Linked DNA regions of Mus musculus: region 1 is linked to region 2. The links are chromatin contacts, found by Hi-C or POLR2A ChIA-PET in ENCODE. All regions are on one chromosome and are shown on one strand. The core of a region is the stretch at or near the end of the contact, and the rest is flanking DNA. Distances in the headings are between cores, read along the strand shown. Region 1 overlaps Kank1 (KN motif and ankyrin repeat domains 1). Region 2 overlaps Kank1 (KN motif and ankyrin repeat domains 1).

Region 1 (2,700 bases), core at 143-2,642, 48 kb before region 2:
TGGTGATAGGTTTACCACGGGTACTGGCTGGTTTTGTGTGTCAGCTTGACCCAGGCTGGAGTTATCACAGAGAAAGGAGCTTCAGTTGGGGAAATGCCTCCATGAGATCCAGCTGAAGGCATTTTCTCAGTTGGTGATCAAGGGGGGAGGGTCCCTTGTGGGTGGTTGCCATCCCTGGGCTGGCAGTCTTGTGTTCTATAAGAGAGCAGGCTGAGCAAGCCAGGGGAAGCAAGCGATTAAGTAACATCCCTCCATGGCCTCTGCATCAGCTCCTGCTTCCTGACCTGCTTGAGTTCCAGTCCTGACTTCCTTTGGTGATGAACAGCAGTGTGGAAGAGTAAGCTGAATAAATCCTTTCCTCCCCAACTTGCCTCTCGGTCACGATGTTTTATGCAGGAATAGAAACCCTGAGTAGGACCCCTCGTGTCCTGACAGTGGTTGAACGTGTGGTCAGTGTCGCTTTCTTGATATCAGGGTCTTAAAGTTCCCAAATGTGTTGTCTTAGGGAAAATTCCAGCCTTCAGCCGTTCCATTCCCAGGGCAAAGGTTTCTAGGAAATTGGCATCACCTAAATGTTTGGTTTCCTCTTAGACTGGATCAGAAGATAAAGGCAGCTGTCTCCTCCCTTGGGGCTGCCCTCTCTTAGGGACCTGGCCCACACCTCCTTTCAGAGTCCCTTTGCAAAGTTGTGCCTCCGTAAACCACACACAGCTTTCCCAATGGGAGAAATCAGACTTATGTATACAGTGTGTGGAGATCCCAAGATAAAACGCATTCGAGGTGTTATGAGAGCAAACACAGCCTGGGCCAGTGCGAGCTACTCAGAGGTTAGATACACAGTGCACAAGACTTTACTCAGAGATAAAATAAGCACTTGTTTTATCAGAGCACAAGGGCTCCTTTCGTTTTTCTCATTCATCTATAATATTTTTTTAAGCTTTTTTTTTTGGTTAGCGCTGGGGATTGAACTCAGGGCCTCGCGCGTGTGTATGTGTGTGTGTGTTAGGTAAACACCACCAGAAGACTCTATCCCGGCCCACAATCACAGCATTAATGCTTTTTCTTTTCAGAAAAACAAAATCCCCAGGGCCATAAACCTCCTGAGAAAGAGCTCTTTGCTCAACAGTCGCTTAGGGCCATTAAGGGAGATACAAGGCCCCAAACCACTTCCCTTCATAGACCCCCCTCACCCCCACTAATTTATTTTACCTATTTCCGGTCCATGGGACTTTGGCTTTAATAACTTCCTGAGCCAAAATTTAGCCTGAATCCCAGAGCTCGCAGATCTGTCTGGGGAGGGAGAGAGCAGTTTGGAAGTCCCAGTCTCTGTAACCTCATTTTTACAGTTCACACATGAGAACAGATTTCTGTCCTAGGAGCTCCCGGCCTCCTGCAGAGTGTTCAGCTGGCCCAGGCCGACCCGAGTCCATCCCTACTACTTTTCTCATGACCCTCTAACGTTTCTCTGGAAGACACAAAACTTTCAAAAAGTCTGTCTGGCTTCCTCTCCCCATTTAGCCAACCACAGATAGTTACACCCCCAAATTAGTTCAGGACTAGCTAACATCCATGCATCTGGGAAGAAACAACTCTGGGGGCTCCCTAGAGGTTACCTGCCTGGTATTAGTGTATAAGGTTTTAAGTTTCGGCGTTGTGACATGCAGCCTGGGGGTATGGAACCTGTGTCACAGACTCAAGCACCCTCAGAAGGCTGCCCCGGTTGGAGCCCGAGGCCAATAGACCATGCTCTTGTTCTTGAAGCTCAAAGCATCCATCAGAGCTTGTGGCCACTGCTGTTAGTCATCCGAGCCAGGCAGACAGCTGTCAGTGATGAAGCAGGGGCAAGCAACAGAGCTTAATGAAATTTTATTTTGAAAATATGGCAAGAGTCTAAGGCACTTCAAACATTTAAATACATATACAGGACCAAAGTAAACGTGGCGTATGATAGAAATACACAGAGAACTACACTCTGCCTCCATAGACCCAAATCTGGCACCCAGTCCTCTAACCTAATTCAAACCTTTATCACCAGATATAGACATGGTTGGGCAGATGCTCAAAACGTAACATTGCATGTAGCTCTTTATGACTGTACTGTGGAATATAAAAGTTGAAAATACTGTTGTCAATTTCATATAGAAGTCTTTTATATAAAAAGCCATATAATACATCCACCTCGATAAACCAATTGAAATATTTCTTGTAAGTTTATACATATGGTTTGAGAGTTCCATCTTCTATTTTTAAGCGGGAAATTATCAGCGTGGGGGGGGGGCAAGTTGCTGACGATCAAAGTCCTCTCCCCCAAGGTTCTTATTTTAAAAGACAAAAGAGAAGTGAACAGAAGCAAGAAGCACCCTGGAATGGAATACTGGAAGGACTTCCCAACGGCTCCACATTTCATAAGTTACTAAGCACTTGTGGAAAAGGTCAAAACTACAATGTCATAGAGAACCTGACATTTGCTTATATGGTAGAAATGGCCTGGTCAGGCCAGTCTACCATTTCCTACCACTGCAAATAACAGAGCCGGTTCAGCAGCCACGGAGCTGGGTCCAAGCTCTACTAGAGCAGAGGGCCAGAGAGGAGGCCATTTCCCAACAGCTCGGCTTTCCCTGCAGAAGCATCAGCCTTCAGCCGCTCCTTGACTCTTCTGTCTGCTGGTCAGCTTGGTGTGGTCCATTTACATTCAGTATC
Region 2 (2,700 bases), core at 193-2,692:
AAGGGACAAAGGAGCCGTAAAGAACTTTCCAAATAGCCCGAGTAACCTCCTGAGGAGAGCCGTGCCCATTACCCTCTCTTGCACACTACTCCGCACCCCTCTCCGCATCCAGAGTCTCACTGATGACGTCATTGAAGCCCGCCTTCAGGAGAGAAAGCAGATACTGCCCCCCCTGCACAAGAAGTGGGACAGGAGTTAGCGCATGTGACACGGTCAAAACCATCTGCTTGTTTTACCCAAGTGGAGAGATCAAGTGTGACTATCACTTGCAGAGCAAGGGACTCGAGAGAACAGGCTGGTAGAGAACACGCTACGGCTGGACCGATCGATGTCAGACCGGCAAGCGGCAGGGCCCACTTCAGTCCCACAATTCTGCCTTTTGCTGTGAAGCCTGTGGACACTGTTAGAGCCAGCGCATTACAGGGGCTCTGAAGATGTGACTGACCAGGACATCGGCTGGTCCACAAAGCAAGGTCTACAGAGGCTCTATGTAGCACGACTCCTACCTCTTGTCACAGGTGGGTGAAGCACAGGACCCTTGAAGGAGGTGATGGCGATCATTTGATAGAAATGTCAAACTCTCTTGGGACTGAGAAGAGGAAAGGGGGAAGGGCTGGAGACGGCTTTTGCTGCTCTTCCAGAGGACTGGAGTTTTGGTTACCAGCATTCCTATTAGGGATTTCACAACAGCTGCAGGGTATCCAACACCCTCTTCTGGATTCTGGACTCTACCTGTCTGCACTCTCATCTACATACCCGTAGACATACATAATCAAAACAAACAAACCGAACCAAGAAAGGAGATGATGAGAAATGATTTTAAAAAGGAAAGAGAAATTCCATCGGATCCGTCAGGGAACAGCGACGTAGAGCAGAGAGTCACGGGATGAAGAGCCTGCTTTCATAGACACAGGAAACGCTTTCAGGCCCAGAGATAGTGCTTCAAGCAAAGCCTCAGGCTGGGGATTGGGCCTGGGATGGAGCAGGCACACCTCCCGCTTGCACAGTTGTCTGGCCTCTCACTCCCTCAAGCCCTGGGAAAATCCATGTGGTTCCCTCAGGCGTCAGGTTCAATGGTAACAGAAGCAGACGATGGTGTATGTCATAGTTGGCCCCAAAGAAAGGTTCAGAGGTTGCTTTGTTTTGTTTTGTTTTGTTTTTTAACAGTTCTAAAGTTAATGGGGAAAAAGTATTTGAGGAAACAGAAGAGCAGAAAAATCTTGCCAACCATCCCTAGCAGAACAAAACCATAACCTAGGGAGAAAGGGGAAGAAGAGGTGGAGGGTGGAGACATTTTTTCCAGGGCCGAAGAAGTCTGGCTTGTCACACAAAGCAGGAAATCAGCGGTTGCCCCTGCCAAATGTAATTCTGAGCGGGAATTTTGAAGTGAACCGCCGAATGAATGAATCTTCTGAATTCAAGCATTTTTGCAGTTTTCCATCACTCTCCCTACAAGTCACTAAATGTCACTGCAGCTTAAACTCACCACCCCTGGCAAGGATTCCTTTTCCAGTGTCACAGTCTTCAGGGAATACCGAAGAATAATTCCACAGAGGAACAGCCCTGGGTGGGGCCTGAAATCCCTTTAACCATTTAGAAGGCGGCTATTTTGGGATTTTTTATTTCTCATTATTACTGTGGGGTATTGTGGGTTCCAGCTGATATTTTCTGGTGCCCAGATAAGGTCTTAGCAATGTCATCGCAGGACAAATACCTACAGCTGCTCGTGTGACTGCTGAGGGTGTGTGTGAGGGGAGAAGCACGGGCTCACTGTGGCCCCTTGGGGACCAACAGAGGTGTCCAGCCCTAAAACTTATGACATACTAGGGGCATCCCTCTCACACTGTCCCTGGGGCAGATTTGGAAGCTACCTAGAACCTGGTACTAGCGGGGGAAAATCTGGTGGCGCGGGGCTTCGTGTTTTGCAACTTTTTCCTGTAAGCTACATTGTTGGAATGGTTTCACGGGCAAACCATCCCTCCTCCCACACTGGCCTCAACTTCCAGGTCTCCACCCTGCAGTGTTGTAAACACCAGTGTATCACCAGGCTGATTCACACCCTGCAGGCAGAGCTCCAGTGAGGGTACATGCTACGCAGACCCAGCAGGTACTTTGGTATCCTCTGCCAGGGCACGGGATGACAAACCAGCCTTTATCTTTGAAGTTGGCAGGAGCAGGCAAACAGGCCACGCCCCCAAAGTTTTCCCCAGTTGGAATACAACCCCCTAGCCCATCAAAATAATACTGAAGGACAGAGAATCAGCTGTACCTTGGTAGGTCTCTGGACTTAGGCAGAGGTTGACTGATAACAGAGAAAGAAAATTTAAGAGCTGACAGACAACTGTAGCTTTACAAAGACATTAAGCACTAGGTTTGTGAGCCATCTGAAACGCCCAGTTTTTCTCCCTCCTCTTATCTCTAGCTTGAAGTGTTTGTCCCTTTTCTTGTAGGAGACTCTAACACACATCTGTGGCAGAGGAACAACACACCTTGGACTAAGGGGCAGCGGATATGAGAGAAAGGCAGAAGAGGGCAGGGATAGGAAATGTAGACTGGGTGTGCTTCAATCAATGTTTTCACAAAATTATTTGCAAAGCTGATGGGGTTTATCCACTCAACCAACTGTTATGTGAATAAATCCAGAAGCCATGGGATTCACCTTTGGTTCTAAATAACAAGAGCATTTGAATTTTTAAAATC

The links. A loop is a pair of places that touch in the nucleus more often than their neighbours do. ChIA-PET counts read pairs that join two places held with the same protein, here RNA polymerase II (POLR2A).
Region 1: a map of heart shows a loop between it and region 2 (1.9-fold over the local background). The contact joins two enhancer-like sites. A Hi-C loop is called at or near these places in 1 of 37 maps with a recorded cell type or tissue (heart). POLR2A ChIA-PET finds 5 or more read pairs at or near these places in 1 of 5 experiments (Patski).

What each region holds. Positions count from the first base shown.
Region 1 is chr19:25,433,648-25,436,347 of GRCm38, reverse strand. Kank1 (KN motif and ankyrin repeat domains 1) reads right to left here. Exons shown (of 14, transcript NM_181404.6): 14 at 1,850-2,700. Among named protein-coding and RNA genes, the nearest start is that of Gm26207, 19 kb to the left of the region's middle. Within about 2 kb of position 1,392, at least 2 of the 3 ENCODE cell types and tissues checked have a DNase peak (open chromatin) inside an H3K27ac peak, as active enhancers do; they include heart, where a contact is called at or near this core.
Region 2 is chr19:25,385,558-25,388,257 of GRCm38, reverse strand. All of the region lies in intron 4 of Kank1 (KN motif and ankyrin repeat domains 1), which reads right to left. Among named protein-coding and RNA genes, the nearest start is that of Gm52392, 14 kb to the left of the region's middle. Within about 2 kb of position 1,442, at least 1 of the 3 ENCODE cell types and tissues checked has a DNase peak (open chromatin) inside an H3K27ac peak, as active enhancers do; it is heart, where a contact is called at or near this core.